Regions from separate parts of the Homo sapiens genome. Here region 2 is linked to region 1. A link is an interaction called in ENCODE POLR2A ChIA-PET data of the cell type or tissue named here. Cell type or tissue: A673. All regions are shown on one strand. Each heading gives the region's core, and the rest is flanking DNA. Links, peaks and the distances in the headings are about the cores only.

Region 1 (10,439 bases), core at 4,924-7,423:
AAGCAGGAGAAGGGCAATTATGAAATGAGAAATAGAAAAAGAGCCAGCTTAATGCCTTAATTGCAGGGACTTTCTGTCTCAGACCAATGTTCAGAAAAGAGTACAAATGGAGGTTGATGGTCCCCACCTGAAGACCCCAGGCAGGGTCCTCACCTACCCCTAGGGTTGTGCATACCCCAACTGGAAGACCACTGGCCCATGTAATATTAGGTGAGATCCTTTATCTAGAAATGGAGAGTAATAAAACCCACCTTGCAGAGTTGTGAGGACTAAACAAGAGAATCTCTGTCCACAGCTTGCTTGTATTATGCTGTGTAAACACAGGGTAAATGGACATTGCTGTCTGAGTTGGGCATTTATTGTTATTGCTATTCTTATTGGTGGTAAACATGTTATGAATAATTAAGATAAGGGATGAGGAATATTTGTTGCAAGTTCTCAATGTACCTTTATTCTAACGGTAGAGTTGTAATTGTCTGTTTTCTTGTCTGTCTCTATTCCCGGACTTGTTGGCTCCTTGGGTTGGGATTGTCAGAGTTGTCATTGTATTCCCAGAAGTTAACAGAGGGCCTGACTACAGGAAGTGCTCAGTAAATGTTTGTTGACTGAATTAATGTGATTTCTCCTATTAGTGTCTATTTAACATTAAAACGAGAAACAGCAGTCATCTAAAAGAGGTAGAAGCCACTAGGCCAAACCTATCCCTTCAGAAAAATATTCCCCTTTTGACTGATCTGGTTCTTTTCAGAGACCCATACTAAGAGAAAGAACCAATTCTTGCCACTTATTTCTCTTTGTCAAAGGAAAATGGGTTTCATAATTGTTTTTGTTTGCACTACTGCCAACATGGGCCATTGCAAAGCTCAGGTTGAGTGTTTACATAGACGTAAGGTATACTTTAGCCTTGGGAGCACTATAAAGACATGTTGTTGTCTTGATAAAAAGAAAGAAAGGGCCAGGTACGGTGGCTCATGCCTGTAATCCCAGCACTTCGGGAGGCCTAGGCAGGTGGAGAATGAGGTCAGGAGATCAAGACCATCCTGGCCAACATGGTAAAACCCCGTCTCTAGAAAAATAAAAAAATTAGCTGGCGTGGTGGCACACACCTGTAGTCTCAGCTACTCAGGAGGCTGAGGCAGGAGAATTGCTTGAACCCGGAGGCGGAGGTTGCAGTGAGCCAAGATCGCACCACTGCATTCCAGCCTGGCGATAGTGCAAGACTCCATCAAAAAAAAAGAAGAAAGGGAGGAAAAAAGAAAGAAAGAGAGACAGAGAGAGAAAGAAAAGAAAGAAAAGAAAAGAAAAGGCTGGGCATGGTGGCTCATGCCTGTAGTCCCAGATACTCAGAAGGCTGAGGCAGGAGGATTACTTGAGCCGGGGAGGTAGAGGCTGCAGTGAACTATGATGACGTCACTGCACTTCGGCCTGGACGACAGCAAGACCCTATCTCAAAAAAAAAAAAAAGAAAGAAAGAAAATTAACAAGCAAAGGAAGAATTCTTTTTTAAAAGTTTGAGAGTTAATACTCTAATGCGTAACTATGCTTATCTTAAGTTTAGTTAGTCAAATTTTATCGAATCGAAACTGAAGCTGTTAGGTTTCTGCATGTGTAAAACCTGGCTCCTAAAGAACTCCAGATTTCCTTCCAGTTCTAAAATTAAGTTTATGCATCAATTTACGTTTATGCATAGCACATGCATGCCATAGTGGCCAGTTTTTACTGGATTGCCAGATTTTCTTTCTTTCTTTTTATTTTTGAGAAGAAGTCTTTAAAAAAAGTAAAAGAGAGAGAGATGAAGTCTTGCTCTGTCACCAGGCTGGAAGGCAGTGGCTCAGTCTCGGCTCACTGCAACCTCTATCTCCCAGATTCAAGCAATTCTCCTGCCTTAACCTCCCTAGTAGCTGGGATTACATGCGCCTGCCACCACGCCCAGCTAATTTTTGTATTTTTAGTTGAGAGGGGGTTGCACCACGTGGGTCAGGCTGGCCTCAAACTCCTGACCTCAAGTGATCCGCCTGCCTCGGCCTTCCAAAGTGCTGGGATTACAGGCACGAGCCACTATGCCCGACCAATTGCCAGATTTTCACCAGCTCTTTTTTTAATACAAATATTGTTTTCTCAATGATGTAACTAATGGTGGCACATAAAAAGTCAGAAAAATATTTTCTGTTGATTGAAATGTTTATTTCATCACAAATTTTTCTTACGTTCAGCCTAATTTTTTTAGGTTATTATTTTTCTGTGGGTGCCTAATTTTTCCCTAGTTATGAATAAAAATCTATATAAGAGAAAAAGTTTCACTTTAGCCTCCGTTTCACTGGAGCTAATTTGACGGATCTTGAAGAACAGATGCGTGATAGTGAAAGACTGATAGGACATTGTCTTCTGAGTTGAGCAAGTGCTTCCTGGTAGCAGAGATGAACTTTCAAATCTGCTTGATTAAGCAAGAAATCATCTTGGTTTGACAGCCACAAACACTCAGGAACCCTGTGCCCCACATGCGATGGAGCCCCACACGCGATGGGGCACAAGATTTTAATCTATGGAACAAATTCATCAAAAACCATTAATATATGGTCGGGCGCAGTGGCTCACACCTGTAATCCCAGCACTTTGGGAGGCCGAGGCAAGCGGATCACTTGCGGTCAGGAGTTCAAGACCACCCTGGCCAACATGGTGAAACCCCATCTCATCTCTACTAAAAAAAAAAAAAAAAAAATTAGCCGGGCATGGTGGCGCATGCTGGCAGTCCCAGCTACTCAGGAGGCTGAGGCAGGAGAATCGCTTGAACCCAGGAGGTGGAAGTTGCTGTGAGCTGAGATAGTGCCATTGCACTCCAACCTGGGTGACAGAGCAAGACTCCATCTCAAAAAAAAAAACACAAAAAAATTAGTATAATCAGGGAAGACGTCGATGGGCCAGATTAGTCTGTGATTTAGCTGTTGGGAAGAGTTTTGTAGGACCCTTGAGGGTGATTTTAGGAAAATGAGTCATGAAAAAAAATCACCCCAGTTAGCACTGGGGCTTGGCACTGGAGACCACCGTCTCTCTTGCCTCCTATTCTTCCTTATCCATCATTGAATGTTCAGCCAACACTTATTAACATGCCCATTCTGTAGGCACTGGGGACAGGGGTGTACAAAGGGATCTAACCACCACTCAGAATCAGAAACATTTAAGTTGGGAATATTGTCGAAACTCTGCCACCATGGGTTTAGACCAAAGAGCTACCCCTCCTGGTGGAGATTCCCAACTATGCAAAGGACCTTCAGGGAGAAGAGCCTGAAGGAGTAAAGGACGTGCCATCCCCAGATATGCCAGATGGGGGGTATTGATTATTTTGAGTTGAAAACACTGAAGAAATTGTAGTTTCAGGAAGGGCGGGCTGACCTGTCTCTTCCTGCATGCAGTAAGTGATAAAGGTTGCTCTGGGAGGCGTGCCCTGTCCACACCAGAGCGAGAAAATACTCCTTATCGTAGAGGCTACAATGGACCAGAGTAAACATGTTTAATGAACTAGCCCTTATCTTTCACCTGTTTTACACACCCTTCCTCATATATGTCCTAGTGATTCTCCTAGAAAATTTACTGCCTGGCTAGATTTTCTTTGTCCTATCATTTCTTCTCCAATTTTTTGGCTCTTTTTCTAAAAATGTATAAAAGCACCTTGCTTTGGCCACCTCTTCGGACTTTGCCCTTGTGCAGATTCCCAAGTACATATAAAAGCAATAAAATCTGTATACTTTTCTCTTGTTAATCTGCCTGGTGTCAATTTGATTTCTAGATCCAGCTGAAGAGCCCACTAAAGGGTGATCTCCAGCTCCGCTACAAGGCACTGGCCATAGATGATGAGGAAGCTGGGTTGTTTCTGGGAACAGAACCATCAGCTTGTGTAGGATCTGGAGTGAGGTTCTAAGCCCCCATTTGACTTTTCAGCACTTCAGGCAGTTAGTGTATTGGTTTAACTCTAGCAGTGATCAGGCGATTCTTGAGATCATGTATACAAAAGAGTAACTATGAAGCAAGACAGCCCCATTCCCTGTGAATATTCTTCAAGGAAAAATCCCAAAGATTTGAGAAACAAAATTGTGCATGGGCACTCCTGCAGTCATTTAAAGCTGGATTCATTTAGAAACTAAATGTTTTGAAAGAGGTGGAGGCAATGAACCTTATAACCTAATATAACCCCAAACCAAACACCCAAATGTCTTCTTCCTTTCAACTTCTGCCAACCCTCAGTGACAAACTATAGGAAGGGGGACATAAAATGTAATTTTATCCCAACAAAGATCAAAAAAGACAAAGATGGGCATTACATAATGGTAAAGGGAGCAATTCAACAAGAAGAGCTAACTCTCCTAAATACATATGCACCCAATACAGGAGCACCCAGATTCATAAAACAAGTTTTTAGAGACCTACACAGAGACTTAAACTTCCACACAATAATAGTGGGAGACTTGAATACCCCACTGTCAATATTAGACAGATTAACGAGACAGAAAATGAATAAGGATATTCAAGACTTGAGCTCAGCTCTGGATCAAGTGGACCTAATAGATATCTACAGAACTCTCCCCCCCGAAATCAACAGAATATGTATTCTTCTCAGCGTCACGTGGCACTTACTCTAAAATCGACCACATAATTGGAAATGAAACATTCCTCAGCAAATGCAAAAGAACTGAAATCGAAACAGTGTCTCAGACCACAGCACAATCAAATTAGAACTCAGTATTAAGAAACTCACTCAAAACCACATAACTACATGGCAATTGAACAACCTGCTCCTGAATGACTCCTGGGTAAATAATAATGAAATTAAGGTAGACATCAAGAAGTTCTTTGAAGCCAATGAGAACAAAGGCCTGCGGCCAGACATCAGGGTCCTTCTCTGTGTTAGTGCAGTGAGCACTTAATTTCACTGTTTGGACATTTTCCTTGGTTATCTGTCTGTGTAGCCACAGATATCAAAAGAACCTAAACTCCTCCAGCCACCTCCCCAGACCCTATCCCATGAAACTCACACTCTTCTTTCTAGGATGGCCCCCGCCCCACCACCCTGTGGCAAAGTAAAATGTTGCTTTAAAAGACAGAAGCTCCAAACCAGCTAATACTTAAAATCTGTGTACCATCCCATCTTCATTTGGGAATAAGTAGCTTTAAAGTTAAGTTACAAGACTGGGCCGGGCGCGAGGGCTCACGCCTGTAATCTCAGCACTTTGGGAGGCTGAGGCGGGTGGATCACGAGGTCAGAAGATCGAGACCATCCTGGCTAACACGGTGAAACCCCGTCTCTACTAAAAATACAAAAAAAATTAGCTGGGCATGGTGGCGGGCGCCTGTAGTCCCAGCTACTCGGGAGGCTGAGGCAGGAGAATGGCGTGAACCCGGGAGGCGGAGCTTGCAGTGAGCCGAGATGGCACCACTGCACTCCAGCCTGGGCAATTGAGCGAGACTGTCTCAAAAAGAAAAAAGATACTAGCCTGAGCAACATATTGAGACCCCTGTCTCTACAAAAGTAAAAATAAAAATAAAAAATTACTCGGGGTGGTGGCATGCGCCTGTAGTCCCAGCTACTCGGGAGGCTAAGGCAGGAGGATCACTTAAGCCTGAGAGGTCAAGGCTGCAGTGAGCTAGGACTGCACCGCTGCACTTCAGCATGGGTGACAGAGCAAGACCCTGTCTCTAAAAACAACAACAACCACAAAAACAAAACCTACACGCATTTGCTTGAGATCTTAGCCCTTTGGAGCTATTCAGGCAAAAATTAAAATTTTTGATTTTATAAGATTCCTAATGTCTGTCTCTGCTAGAATACAAAGCTGCATGGCTCATAAAATTAGTTAAGAAATCTGTCATCTTTAGGTATACTAATTTTGTCCCAAGCTAGTCCAATGTGTGTTCTACACATTTGTCACTTCTTTTGGGCTGACCTACATTGGCAAGATTATACAATGCATGTGTATGCATAGGAAAATAATGACCTCATCCTAAAATATAGTACTGTGATAAGCAGGCTTCACAGCTAGGGAGGTATTTATTTAAGTATCTAGCACAGCAGAACTACACTCTAGCTAATCTGTGAGGGAGGATATCATGTCCAAATGTTTAACATTCTTTCTGGCTATTTAATCTAATTTAGAATTCTTGGCTTTGGCAGCAGAGCACCCTGCCAAGAGATATAGCAAGCCCTAGCAAAACGCCTGGCTCCACTCTACCCACTAGTGTGGGCAGGAGGCTTCATGGCTTCCCTAAATGGCCCTAGATTCCTCTTCCACCTTCATTCCTCTCTGCCAACCTTGAAATGTAATGTTTTATTTCATCAAACCAAAATTCAGCACTGGGCCTGAGGATCTGCCCAATTTACACCTTGATTTCTGTCTGGCCCATACTTGCTCCTGCCTTTTTTTTTTTTTTTTTTAAGATGAAGTCTCGCTCTGTCACCAGGCTGGAGGGCAGTGGTGCAATCTCGGCTCACTGCAACCTCCACCTCCCGGGTTCAAGCAATTCTTCTGCCTCAGCCTCCCGAGTAGCTGGGATTACAGGCTCATGCCACATGCCCAGTTAATTTTCGTATTTTTAGTACAGACAGGGTTTCACCATGTTGGCCAGGATGGTCTCGATCTCTTGACCTCGTGATCCGCCCACCTTGGCCTCCCAAAGTGCTGGGATTACAGGCGTGAGCCACCACGCCCGGCCTGCTCCTGCCTTTAATTGAGCAAGGTGAGCTGTGGCCCCTCTGCTCATTAACATACTGCTTGCTTAGGGAATTTGGTCAGGAGCCACCAACGCAAAGACATTTAATTGCGATTGTACTTTCTTTTCTTTTTTTTTTTTTTTGAGACAGGGTCTCACTCTGTCATCCAGGCTGGAGTGCATCGATCATGTCTCACTGCAGCCTCATCCTCCTGGGCTCAGAGGATCCTTCCACCTCAGCCTCCCAAGTAGCTGGGAACACAAGCATGCACCAACCTGCCCGGCTAACGATTTTTATTTTTTGTAGAGATGGGGCCTCCCCATGTTACCCATGGTGGTCTCGAACTCCTGGGCTCAAGCGATCCCCTGCCTCGGCTTCCCAAAGTGCTGGGATTACAGGCATAAGCCACCGCACCAGGCATTGCAATTTCACATTTAATTGGATATACAATTCCTGTTCTGCTCATGAAACCTGAGCGAGCCTTTAGACATTTCTAACATTGGATAAATTACTCGTTTCATTCAACTAGAAAATCCAAGGGCTGCTTTCCATTGCAATGGAGTTTTTGTAGTTATTTGCTATTTTTAATAAAACCATTTTTACTATACATTTTTTAATACAAAGCCAATGCGTATTTTCACTATAGAAACAATGTAGAAACAAAAGAAACACTATTGAGTATCAATAGTCCCTCTCACCCAGGGCAACCACAAAGAATGAACATCTTTATATGTCATTAAAAATATTGTACTTTTGGCTGGGCATGGTGGCTCACACCTGTAATCCCAACACTTTGGGAGGCCAAGGCAGGCGGATCATAAAGTCAGGAGTTCGAGGCCAGCCTGGCCAACATGGGGAAACCCCGTCTCTACTAAAAATACAAAAATTAGCCAGGCGTGGTGGTGGGTGCCTGTAATCCCAGCTACTCGGGAGGCTGAGGCAGGAGAATCGCTTGAACCCGGGAGGTGGAGGTTGCAGTGAGCTGAGATCGAGCCATAGCTCTCCGGCCTGGGTGACAGAGCAACACTCTGTCTCAGAAAAAAAAAATATATATATATATATTAAAAATATTGTACTTTTTCTGTAACGTTATTTTTTTCTGTTTTTTTTTTTTTCTTTGAGACAGGGTCTTGCTCTGTCGCCCAGGCTGGAGTGCAGTGGTGCGATCTCAGTTCACTGCAGCCTTGACCTCCTGGGCTCAAGCCTCCCAAAGCGCTGGGATTATAGGCAGCTTTGGGAGCTGCCACCACACCCGACCTGCAACATTTTTAATGTGTAGAATTCTGTGAATGAATCCAACTTCGGCAAATTTTTTTTTCTTTTCTTTTTTTTAATCAAGGAAGTGGAGACAAGATGTGAAGGGGTGGCCTGCCCCTCCACACCTGTGGATATTTCTAGTCAGGTGGGACGAGAGACTGAGAAAATAAATAAAACACAGAGACAAAGTATAGAGAAACAACAGTGGGCCCAGGGAACCGGCGCTCAGCATACCAAGGACCTGCACCGGCACCATCTCTGAGTTCCCTCAGTTTTTATTGATTATTATCTTCGTTATTTCAGCAAAAAGGAATGTAGTAGGAGAGCAGGGTGATAATAAGGAGAAGGTCAGCAACGAACATGTGAGCAACAGAATCTACGTCATAATTAAGTTCAAGGGAAGTTACTATGACTGGACGTGCACGTAAGCCAGATTTATGTTTCTCTCCACCCAAACATCTCGGTGGAGTAAAGAATAACAAGGCAGCATTGCTGCAAACATGTCTCGCCTCCCGCCATAGGGCGGTTTTTCTCCTATCTCAGAATTGAACAAATGTACAATCGGGTTTTATACCAAGACATTCAGTTCCCAGGGGCAGGCAGGAGACAGTGGCCTTCCTCTATCTCAACTGCAAGAGGCTTTCCTCTTTGACTAATCCACCTCGGCACAGACCCTTTACAGGTGTTGGGCTGGGGGATGGTCAGGTCTTTCTCATCCCACGAGGCCATATTTCAGACTACCACATGGGGAGAAACCTTGGACAACACCCCGCTTTCCAGGGCAGAGGTCCCTGCGGCTTTCCACAGTGCCTTGTGCCCCTGGTTTATTGAGACTAGAGAATGGCGATGACTTTTACCAAGTATACTGCTTGCAAACATTTTGTTAACAAGGCACGTCCTGCACAGCCCTAGATCCCTTAAACCTTGATTTCATACAACATATATTTTTGTGAGCTCCAGGTTGGGTCAAAGTAGTTGGGTCAAAGTGGCTGGGGCAAAGCTACAAATTAACAACATCTCAGCAAAGCAATTGTTTAAAGTACAGGTCTTTTTCAAAATGGAGTCTCTTATGTCTTCTGTTTCTACATAGACACAGTAACAGTCTGATCTCTCTTTCTTTTCGCTACAAAGATGGGCATCGTTTTTTTTAAAGAACATCATCTTTTCTAGGTCTTACAAATATTTACTCTGAACTTTTCAATTCTTGTAATGTAGGAGTAGTCTGGTTTTAGAAAAATCATGTAATCATAGCAGTATTTCAAGGTCCCTCAAAGCATGTGGAAATGCCTTCCACAAAAGTACTACATACACCTTTAGTTGGTGAAGCTGTGGGTGATGAAAGATATGTGGCTTGTTCTTTAAAATTTATATGTTTCAGCGGCTCATTTGTAACTGCATCAATAAGGTAGCTTATATAACCATTTATTTTATTTTATTTTATTTTATTTTTTTGAGATTGTGAGATGGAGTTTTGCTCTTGTTGCCCAGGCTGGAGTGCAGTGGTGCCATCTCAGCTCACTGCAACCTCCACCTCCTGGGTTCAAGTGATTCTCCTGCCTCAGCCTCCTGAGTACCTGGTATTACAGGAATGCACCACCACGCCCGGCTAATTTTTTGCATTTTTAGTAGAGACGGAGGTTCACCATGTTGGCCAGGCTGGTCTCGAACTGCTGACCTCAGGTAATTCACCCACCTCAGCCTCCCAAAGTGCTGGGATTACAGGCATGAGCTACCGTGCCCAGCCTATATAATTGTTTTAAAGAAACAACTGTTTTCCTGTAATCCCAGCACTTTGGGAGGCAGAGGTGGGTGGATTACCTGATGTCAGGAGTTCGAGACCAGCCTGACCAACATGGACCAAACTCGGCAACAAGAGCAAAACTCTGTCTCAAACAAACAAACAAACAAAACAACAAACAAACACTGTTTTCTTCAAAACAATAGTATGAAATCAAGTAGCTGTTTAAGAACTTTTAGTATTTCAGACCATGGAACAAAAATTTGAGACCACGACCATGGGCAGTTCTAGTGTCCCTGTCATTCCAAGCGTCTTCTTCCTACGCGGTCCTGTTGCGTTTGGCATTTTGCGGTGCTCTCTCTAGGCTTTTGCTGAGTGCTATGGGAGTGTGGGGCCTGGGACAGAGACTAGCCCTTGGGGAGCTGGCCCAGGCATCCCAGGGGAGGGGGAAACCCCAGTCGAAACATAACATTCCTGTGACCTGGAGATCCTGCCATAAAGCAATCTAAAGTGACCTCCGGAAAGAGGAAGTGGGTGCGCGGAAGGATGTGAGCTGGCGAAGCAGCCTGCCTTCTCCGTGGGAAGCCAGCATTCACTGCTCAGCTTTTTTTCTTCCCCGAAGCTCCAAAGGCTGAGCTTGTTTGTTTGCTTTTCTCAATCTGCCACCTACGTTGCACCCACAATCCTCTGTGGAATGCAGTCGGTCCAGGGCTCCCTCCAGCTTTCTGCCCATCCCACACTCCC
Region 2 (10,439 bases), core at 5,028-7,527, 110 kb before region 1:
ATATATATATATTTGCTGAAGAAGGATAATTTTGGATACACATTTTCCTGTATCTCTTTTTATTTAGCGTGGTGTTGTAACATATTCCCACATAATTAAATAGTCTTTTAAACACATTATTTTTTAAGTCTGCCTTTGAATTGCTTTCAGATGTTTCCCCTCATTTATTAACTGGGAAAAAAAAATCAACCCCATAATTATGGTCATTCCTAAGGTTTGAAAAATCTAACCCTACACTTGAATTTTTGAATCAGCAAAATTAAACTTAAAAAACACACATATGGGAAAAGCTAATATTGCTGTAGATTTTAAGGTAAACCAAAAGTTCATGTATTGAATTTAATTTAATGGAGAGCAGTGGTGCTATCCATCATGAATACCAAAATGCGGCTAAAAATAACGACTGTGGTTGAGTAAGACTGCAGAAGATAGTCTAAGAACAGATGAGGAAACATGACAGCAAATTCCTCTGTAGTTTGCAAATAGACATCCGTACTCTGTTGGAAAAGTCTGGGTCTTCTGTTCCGCTAGAGAATAATATCCAATGTGTGATTTCTTTCTTTTTTCTTTTGTTTTTGTTTTTGAGATGGAGTCTTGCTCTGTCGGCCAGGCTGGAGTGCAATGATCTCGGCTCACTGAAACCTCCACCTCCTGGGTTCAAATGATTCTCCTGCCTCAGCCTCCTGAGTAGCTGGGATTACAGGCGCCTGCCACCACACGTGGCTAATTTTTGTATTTTTTAGTAGAGACGGGGTTTTGCCACGTTGGCCAGGCTGTTCTTGAACTCCTGACCTCAGGTGATCTGCCCGCCTCAGCCTCCCAAAGTGCTGGGATCACAGGCATGAGCCACCATGCCTGGCCCCAATGTGTGATTTCAATCCTGTGTTTGTGGATTAGTGGTTAGGGAAGTGGTCAAAATTGGTCATTCTAGTAACCATAAGTGAATATTTCTTCGGGAATAACCAAAGAATACAGAGAAAAAAATCTAAAGAGGAATACACTGTTGGTTTAGAGGTTCAGAAATTTATATGTCTTGATAAAAGCAGTAAATTATCTATTTTATAATTACTTTATGAAGAAATACAAAATCTGACTAGATCTACAGAAAGCCAGAGGTTCAGGTAAATGTCTCTTAGATCTTGGTTTGGTAGAAAAAGCACTGGACTGGGATTCGAAACCTGGGGGCTGGTCTTATCTTTGTCACTAAACATTCGAGTGATTTGAACAAGTTATTTCATTTATCTGAGTCTCAGATTTTTCTTCCTTAAAAAAAGGACGAAAGTAATACATGCTTATTACAAAAATTTTAAGCAATATTTAAATATATAGAGTAAAAATGTACTTTGCCTCACTCTGAGTCTACCTCATAATATAATCTCTGTTAAAAATTTGGTATATATCACTTTGTATATTTCTCTATAAGCATTTAAATATTTTTTATAAAAATGGAATCAGACTATTGTCCTCTAACTTGCTTTTTCCACTTAACAGTATATCATGGACATTCTTTCCTGCTGCAGTCTTATATTTCATGACACAGAGATACTTTCATTTATTTAACAATTCCCATCACTGATGGACACTTAGATTGACACTAGATTTTTACCATCTAAAAATTTTTCAATAAGCACAACTATACATATATCCTCATGCATATGTATTAGGATTCTTTAAGATAGCTTTCTGAAAATGGAATTGCTGGCTCATGCCTGTAATCCCAGCACTTTGGCAGGTTGAGATGGGCAGATTGCTTGAACTCATGAGTTCAAGACCAGCCTGGGCAACATGGCAAAACCCCATCTCTACAAAATATTAAAAAATTAGCCGGGTATTGTGGTACACACCTGTACTCCCAGCTCCTTGGGAGGCTAAGGTAGGAGAATCACTTGTTGAAAGGATCACTTGAGCCTGGGAGATCAAGGATGCAGTGAGCCATGATCACGCCGCTGCACTCCAGCCTGGGTGACAGAGCGAAACCCTGTTCAACATCAAATAAAGTAAATAAATAAATTTTTAAAAATAGAATTGCTGAGTCAAAGTCTATATGTATTTTAAATTTGTGGCAGGGCACGGTAGCTCACACCTGTAATCTCAGCACTTTGGGAGGCTGAGGCAGGGGAATTGCTTGAGTCCAGGAGTTTTAGACCAGCCTGGGCAACATAGCAAGACCCCATCTCTACAAAAAATCAAAAATTATCTGGGCATAGTGATACACACCTGTAGTCCCAACTACTCAGGAGGCTGAGGTGGGAAGATCACTTGAGCCTGGGAAGTCAAAGCTGCAATGAGCCGTGATTGAACCACTGCACTCAGCCCGGATGACACAGTGAGACCCTGTCTCAAAAGAACTATTGTACAGGTAGTGCCAAACTGCCCTCCAAAAATGTACAGCTTGATGTTTTCCTCAACAGGAACGAAGATGCTCCCCTTTACACCTTCACCACCACTGAATATTGTAAATCTTTTTTATACTTTGCCAATCTAATCAGTGAAAATGGAATTTTACTGAAACTTTCTTCATCTATATAATGAAGAGCTGAATAGCATGGTCTCTAAGGACGTTTACACTTCGAAAATGCTGCAGAACTGTGGAAAACATAATTGCTTTACCTGAAGACACAAATGGCTGGTGTTGCAGTGGACTCTTCTGGGCCCTTCCTGACCCATCTGTGAAGCTACAATGCCCAGACCTGAGAGTTTCTACTGCGAGTTCCAGAGGAGGTGGGGTAGAAGGCATCCAGGTAGACGAGATGTAGACAGTGCCACCTGTCAATCTTATCTGAAGTGAAGGAAGACAAATGTTGCTATTTTCAGCAAGTTTAGCTAAAATAGAGAAAACATAACACACACACACAAACACACACACACACCCAAAGTCTAAAAATATTTAATTGTTTAACACTGCTTATTATAAAGCAAGGACAGAAGCTTGGTATTTCATCTAAAAAGTTCTCGCTTTGCAAAATCCAGCATTTGGCAGGGACTCTATAAGGAACGATAATAATTGTGCTGATGAAACCATCTCAGCTAATGTCTTCTTTCTGTCTACATTTTGGACACATAGATATTGCACTAATGCTAATCTAACTTTCAGTTAGCCCTAAGGGGGACAAAAAAAGATTATGACAGAGCAATGGAAAATCTACCAGGGGAAAGTTAGTTTGATTGATGTGCCCTTCTGGCTTGAGCACGCAGTTCTTCCATTTAGTGTTACAGTGTCTTTTGAGTGGCAGTTTGGCTTAGATTTAAGACACTGGTGAGCTACCCCTAAGCTCTGCAAAGCCTTTCTTAGTTGCCATTAGTTTTTGTGTAGTGCCTTCCTTTCTGATAGCTCTTTTTATTTCATAAATTTCTTGCACAGTTTTAAAACCCTTAACACTTTTAATTTCAATCAATTATACTATAAAATGGAAGAAATTGTTTTAAAATGATATCTGTAGGGAAACTTACTGAAATGTTAACATAACACCGGTACTGAACTATTGCGATCACCACGTTACTGGTCTCTCTGTCATCAGCCTTCGCCGCTCCAACGTAACCTCCGCTCCTTGGCCAGAATCAACCACCTGCAATTTAGAACATCTTCCATTTCCAAACTCCATCACTTGCTCCAACTGGTTCCTTGGTTTTTCCTTCTAGCACACCCCATGGACTAGTGCGATCAGTCTGGTAGTTCCTCGAATGCTCTGCTTCATGTCTCTGTGCCTTTTACATGCCAACCCACTGCCCGGAATGATTTGTTCCCTGGAGTATCATACCCTGGCTTGTTTCTAGTCAACCTTTCAAGATGCAGTTCAAATGTCATCTTCCCTGGAAAGATGAACTCCCCAGGGAAGGTTGACCCCTCCATGCCCTCAATCTCTATAACCCTGATGGTTGGCATGGTTTATCTGACCTGCCTCCTTTCTGAACCAGACTCTCCTAAGGCTTCTTTCTGGCTAACCATGGGCCCTGTATATTGGCCATCTTTCTATCATTTATTAGAGTGCCAGGCATTTTGTAGAACTGTAGTTAAGGTTCATTGAATTGACTTGCCTTGAATGACATAGTGATGAATCTGAAATTACTTGAAGACTCATTTTATTGGTGATCTTGGCACAGATTACTACAAAGTACTGCTTTGTCAAATAAGCTACACTTACAAATTATGCAAACTACTAACAAATCACGTCTCTGGGAAAAATGTCAATGGGCACAGGGATCCCAAACTCCTTATTACTGGAAGAACGAGGCATGAGAGGTATCGTATCGTTATTTGTATAGTCTTCTTTGATATGCTGCTTGTACAATAACCACGGTTCCCTAAAGATTCTGAGACCTTTTGAAACATTTGAAAGCACATTCAATGAAAACACAAAACCAATGATATGTGTGAAGTATGATAGGACTCACTTTGCTAGTACCCATCAAAGTAGTTTCTTAAAGGTATACCATCATCCTTCCAACCTTCAAAATGTTCAAATAATTTTGACCTGTCCAATGTTGAAGTTTTTGGATGTGATATATCCCTCCATTTAACTTTCTGAAAGTAAAAATAATAATGGCATTAGATATAAATATATTACCCTTTAATTAAGACCTTAAATTCTTCAAAGTTTGCAATTCACTTGTAACTCAAAATTTTTACATGTACAATGACTTTTACAGACAGGTCCTCTGACATACATAATAAAAAATTTCCAAATGTCTTTATAAGTAAATTTAAAGGAGTAAATTCATTCCATTATGTCTTCTGTTATAGAAACCTGGCTCTTAGAACTGAATGTCTTCTTCAAAGTAAGCCCTTAGATTTCAGTCTAAAAAAAAAGTCTTTAAAATAGCATAAACCAAAATGTGCATTGGTATTTAAATAATTGTTAATATATAGTCTCTAGCAAGTAATTTATGTGGAGCCATTTATGGGAAAGAAATTTAAACTATATATATCAAGGTTTAAATATTAGAGGCTGATTTAAAAGGGAAAATGACATCATGTAAAAAAATCATGGGTACCAATAGATAAATTAGAAAAAGAATCCTTGATTATTTTTGTTTAAAACTGTCAAACTATTGTTTTTATAAGTTTATGTTTAAATATATATACTTACATAAATTGTATTTATACTTAGCTGTATATAACCATATATTTTTAAAATTCACCATCCCATACAGTCTTTAACAAGCCAGCTATGGAATGCTGGCTTGTTAAAGACTTCCAGAAATGAGGCCAGACACGGTGGCTCACGCCTGTAATCCCAGCACTTTGGGAGGCTGAGGCATGTGGATCACTTGAGGTCAGGAGTTCAAAACCAGCCTGGCCAACGTGACGAAACCCTGTCTCTACTAAAAATACAAAAATTGCCGGATGTGGTGGCAGGCACCTGTAATCACAGCTACTTGGGAGGCTGAGGCAAGGAGAATTGCTTGAACCCGGGAGGCAGAGGTTGCAGTGAGCCGAGATTGTGCCACTGCACGCCAGCCTGGGTGACAGAGTAAGGCTCTGTCTCAGAAAAAAAAAAAAAAAGATTTCCAGAAATGGAATCAGTAAATTCATGGGTATGAACATATGTTGAGTCCTTGACGCATAGTTCCAAATTGCTTCTGAAAGGTTGATACCACTTTATACTATCACTGGTAATGCATGAAAATATGAATTAAAATATGCCTTTTCCAGGAATAAATAATATTACTTTAAATAATATTACTAAATCTTAAATTATCATTATGAAATAATAAATAACATTACTTTATAAAACTATTGCTTTAAAAATTTTCTAATTTCTTTGGTATAAAATGCATTATTCTAATCTACAAATTATTCTTTACATTATTCTTTCTAACAGGGTTGAACATTTTCCTGTAAATTTAATAGTTAGATTTGTTGTATGTGAATCTTTTGGTTATTGTTTTGGCAGTTTATTAAAATCTTAGTGTTTTTAATTATTATTATGGGATATGTATTATATTATACATGTATTATATTATATTATTATGTGATATGTATTATATACATACAAATAAGCATATGTAATATCCTTTTATCTTCTACATTTGTTGTTTTCTACTCTATTGCTTGTCTCTTCAATTTGTTTAATTTGTTTATGCACTATTTTAAAAAGTAGAACATACTTGAATTTTTAGTTTATATGTAGTTACATCTGCTGATCTTTTCCTCAATATTTTTTTTTCTGAAACTTCTAGGACGTCGTCTCTCATAGTCTCCTTAAAATTGATAAACATGCAATTCTATTATTTCTTCTTTTTCTACTATTTAAGTTTTTATCTAACTTCTTTAGCATTTTGAGTATAATGAGCTTCAAGGTCGTTTTTTCCCTGTTTCTTGTGTGGGTGCTTATTGAGTTGTTTGGATATATGGATTGGTCATTTTTTTTCAAGTCTGGAAAATGGCCATTTTCTCCTTAAATATATTTTGTCCCCCCGCCTCTTTTGGGCACTCCAGTTACACATAGATTAGTCCATTGAAGTTGTCCCACAATTTATTGTTGCTTAGTTTATTTCAAAAAAATTCTCTTTTCTCTGTGTGTTTGTATGTTTCATTTTGGATAGTTTCTATTGCTATGCTTTCAACTTCACTAATATTTTCCTCTATAATATCTACTTTGCTATTCTTCTCATCTAGTGTATTTTTCATCTCATACATTATAGTTTTCTTCTATGGTAGTTCAATGTAGTTCTCTTTAAAAAAACCTTCCATGTTTCTATTTAACTTTTTGAACATGTGGAATATAGTTATACTAATTGTCTTTGTTGACTAATTCTAACACCTGTGTCAGTTCTGGGTCCGTTTCAATGGGTGCTTCTCCTCATGATGGTAGTATTTTCTTAGGTTTGTGCATGATTTGTAATTTTTTTATTGGATCCCAGACACTGGGGAATTTTACCTTGTTGGGTGTTGGATATTTTTGTATATCCTACAGATAGATATTCTTGAGCATTGTTCTAGAATGTGGCTAGGTCTTGAAAATGGCTTTATCTTTCAGGTTTTGCTTTGAGATGTATTAGGTGGGTCCAGAGCAGTGCTCAGTCTAGAGCCAATTATTCCTCACTTGTGAGGCCAGACCCTTCAGTATACTTTGCACAACACTGTGAATCATGAGATTTTCAATCTCACTGGTAGGAACAGGCTCTATTCCCAGCTCTGTGAATGTAGGTATTGCTTCCTCTAATCCTTTCAGATGGTTCTTTCCTCAGCTTTGGGTAGTGTTCCCACAAGGAAGACCTGACTAGTACTCGGCTGAATATTCTTCAGCTCAGAGGGTTGATTGTGCTTTGCCTGGGTTTCCTCCTTGGGCTGTCTGGAAACTCTCCCAAGGCAGTAAACTGGGGCACTCCTAGGCTCACCTCATTTATTTCATATCTGTGTGGGCTCACTAGTAACTTAGTTGCCTGATGATAGAGTCTTAAAAACTATTGTTTCATATATTGCATCCATTTTTTGGTTACTTCCAATGGGAGAATAAATATGATCTCTGTTATTCCATCCTGTTCAAAACCGTAATTTATTTAGGTACTCTGGATTCCATTCTTGTGTATAGATTGAGATGGATATCTATTGTTGTATTTTTATTCCACCAAAATTACTTAACTTAATTAGTGTTAATTACTTAACATTAATTAGTGAACATTTTCTTCCCTGATGGTTTTTTATTTCTTTATTTTTGAGACAGAGTCTCACTGTCACCCAGGCTGGACTGCAGTGGTACAATCTCAGCTCACTGCAATCTCCACCTCCCGGTTTCAAGCAATTCTCCTGCCTCAGCCTCCCCAGTGGCTGGGATTACAGGCGCCGGTCACCATAACCAGCTAATTTTTGTATTTTTAGTAGAGACATGGTTTTGCCATGTTGGCCAGGCTGGTCTCAAACTCCTGACATCAGGTGATCCGCCCACCTTGGTCTCCTGAAGTGCTGGGGTTACAGGCGTGAGTCACTGCACCCGGCCCTGATGGTTTTTTTATGCTTCTTTTGTGCTATATTAAATACTCACATATATTGGAGTCCATTTCTGAATTAACTATTTGGTCCTGGGGATCTATTTGTCAGTTTTTACCCTGGAACTATACTCCTTTACCTTCCGCTGCTTTGCCACATATTTTTAATATCTGATAATGCTAATATACCCTGTTATATTTTTCCATTAAATGTTTCTCCGAGAATTTTTTAAAGGTATTCTACTATACTTATCCTTTTATATATACTTTGGAATCATTTTGTCAAATTTAAAAAACCACTCTGGGATTTTTCTTGAGACTGAATTAAATATGTAAATTAACTTAGGGTTGGCAAATAAGCATTTTACACGTTAGTTTTCCTATCCAGGAACATAATATAACAATCCATCTGATATAACAATCCATCTTCTCCACTCACTCAAAAATCTTTTGTTTTAATTTTCCATAAGGTTTTATAGTTTTATTCATGAAGATCTTCTTATAAGTTTAATTTACTCTCAGGTACTCTGTGTGTGTGTGTGTGTGTGTGTGTGTGTGTGTGTGTGTGTGTGTGTTGCTATTGGAAATTGGCTCTTTTTCTGGTCAGCTTATTTTCCTACAGTTGTAGATAAATGTTGGCAGCACATTATATATGTATCTGTGTGTGTATATTTGCGCTGCCTAGTTTCCTATATTCCATACTGATTCCAGCTGTTTATAGAATGGAATCCTTGGCTTTTCTAGGTATATAATCATGTAACTAGGAAATACTGATATCTTTGTCTCTTTCTTCCAATAACCCACATAAAACTAGACTGGCTTACTGGGTCTCGAAACCAGCCACAACATAGAATTTCACTATAAAAAATACTAGTGGCTGGGCACGGTGGCTCACACCTGTAATCCTAGCACTTTGGGAGTTTGAGGCAGGCAGATCACTTGAGGTCAGGAGTTTGAGACCAGCCTGGCCAACATGGTGAAACTCCTTCTTTACTAAAAATACAAAAATTATCCTGGGGTGGTGGTGGGCACCTGTAATCCCAGCTTCTTGGGAGGCTGAGGCAGGACAATCTCTTGAACCTGGGAGGTGGAGGTTGCAGTGAGCTGAGATCATACCACTGGTGGACAAGAGTGAAACTCCATCTCAAAAGAAAAAAAGAAATACTAGTCACTCTCAAATAGAACTAAAAATAAATTGAAATTTTCACATAAGTCTTTTAAGAATACCTAAGGAAGAATCCAAACATAAAACAAAAATCTTTTTTTCTCTCTATTTCCTATCCATCTAGTATGTAATATTATCTCACACAGGGAGTTGCCCTTCTCTCCAACTTCCTCCCAAAACTCTTTCTGTCCCAAATTTCCCTTCAAAACCATCTCACATAGAACCAAGTCCTTTGTCCCTCATCTCCTCCCCAAAACTGTCCTGGATAATTCTTTGCTACCATATTTATATGATAAATATGCTGGTTTCACCTGCTGGCTTTCCCAGTTCTCTACTTCACCATTGCCCTCATCAATAAGAAGTGTCCCCAGTGGCAAATAGTCAATAGAAGCTAACTTAGAATGTGGTGAGGATGAGAGAAGAAAGGGATTCAGGCTACCCACATCTAAATTTAATGTATTTATTAAACAATGACTTTGAATGATTCTCATTAGCCAAGAATATCTAAATATTGTTAAGTCCTGTAGTTCTCTAAACAACCTTCGAAGGCATTATTTTTATGGCATTTTTATGACACATGGAAGCTTTCATGAACCAATTTTTAGATAATTGTATATAATTTTCCATTTTAAAAAGTGTGAAAACTGATACTTCCATGAGGCAACTGGGGATACCCTGAATGCCCTCTGGGGTCAGGAAAATGCTTTGGTGCCACCTGCCGGTTTCCAAAGATGTTTCAGGAACTTGCTCCTGTTGATTTCCAAATCTTTTTTTTTTTTTTTAATTCCTAGCTCCCTCCCAGTACATTTCAAAATAACCAAAAAAAAAAAAAAAAAAAAAAATTATAAATTTTTTGGTAGCAAGAGCACAAGTGCTCAAGCTTATAAAAATGCAAATAAATTTGTTTGGGATGCAATATGACGAAACACATACTTCTCAATCATTTAACTAGTCAATTTTTTTTAGCATATTGCCAAAATGTAGATTTCATATGTTGACTTTACATTGCTAATTACACACATCCTATTTCTTTTCTCGTTATTTTTCTTTCTTTCTTTCTTTTTACTTTTTGCGACTCCCTCTGGTACCCAGGCTGGAGTTCAGTGGTGCAATTTCAGCTCACTTCAACCTCTGCCTCCCAGGCTCAATTGATCCTCCCAGGCTCAACTGATCCTCCCATTTTCAGCCTCCCAGGGCGTGCTACCATGCCCGGCTAATTTTTGTGCTCATTGCAGAGGTGGAGTTTCCCCATGTTGCTCAGACTGGTCTTGAATTCCTGGGCTCAAGCGATATGCCAGCCTTGGCCTCTCAACCTGCTGGGTTTACAAGCGTGAGCCACTGAGCC

What was found. Peaks named below come from ENCODE experiments on the same cell type or tissue, not always from the same donor. Only the 100,000 strongest peaks of a DNase experiment are listed, where the experiment ranks them.
Region 2: POLR2A ChIA-PET joins it to region 1 with 5 read pairs; 8 of 35 experiments call an interaction of 5 or more read pairs at or near these places.

The regions. Positions count from the first base shown.
Region 1 is chr1:236,503,144-236,513,582 of GRCh38, reverse strand. No RefSeq gene overlaps it. Among named protein-coding and RNA genes, the nearest start is that of LGALS8, 16 kb to the left of the region's middle. RefSeq lists an enhancer at 10,120-10,414. In A673, for the core only: no CTCF peak of the experiment used is centred there; a DNase peak (open chromatin) is centred at 6,122.
Region 2 is chr1:236,608,693-236,619,131 of GRCh38, reverse strand. No RefSeq gene overlaps it. Among named protein-coding and RNA genes, the nearest start is that of HEATR1, 9.4 kb to the right of the region's middle. In A673, for the core only: no CTCF peak of the experiment used is centred there; no DNase peak of the experiment used is centred there.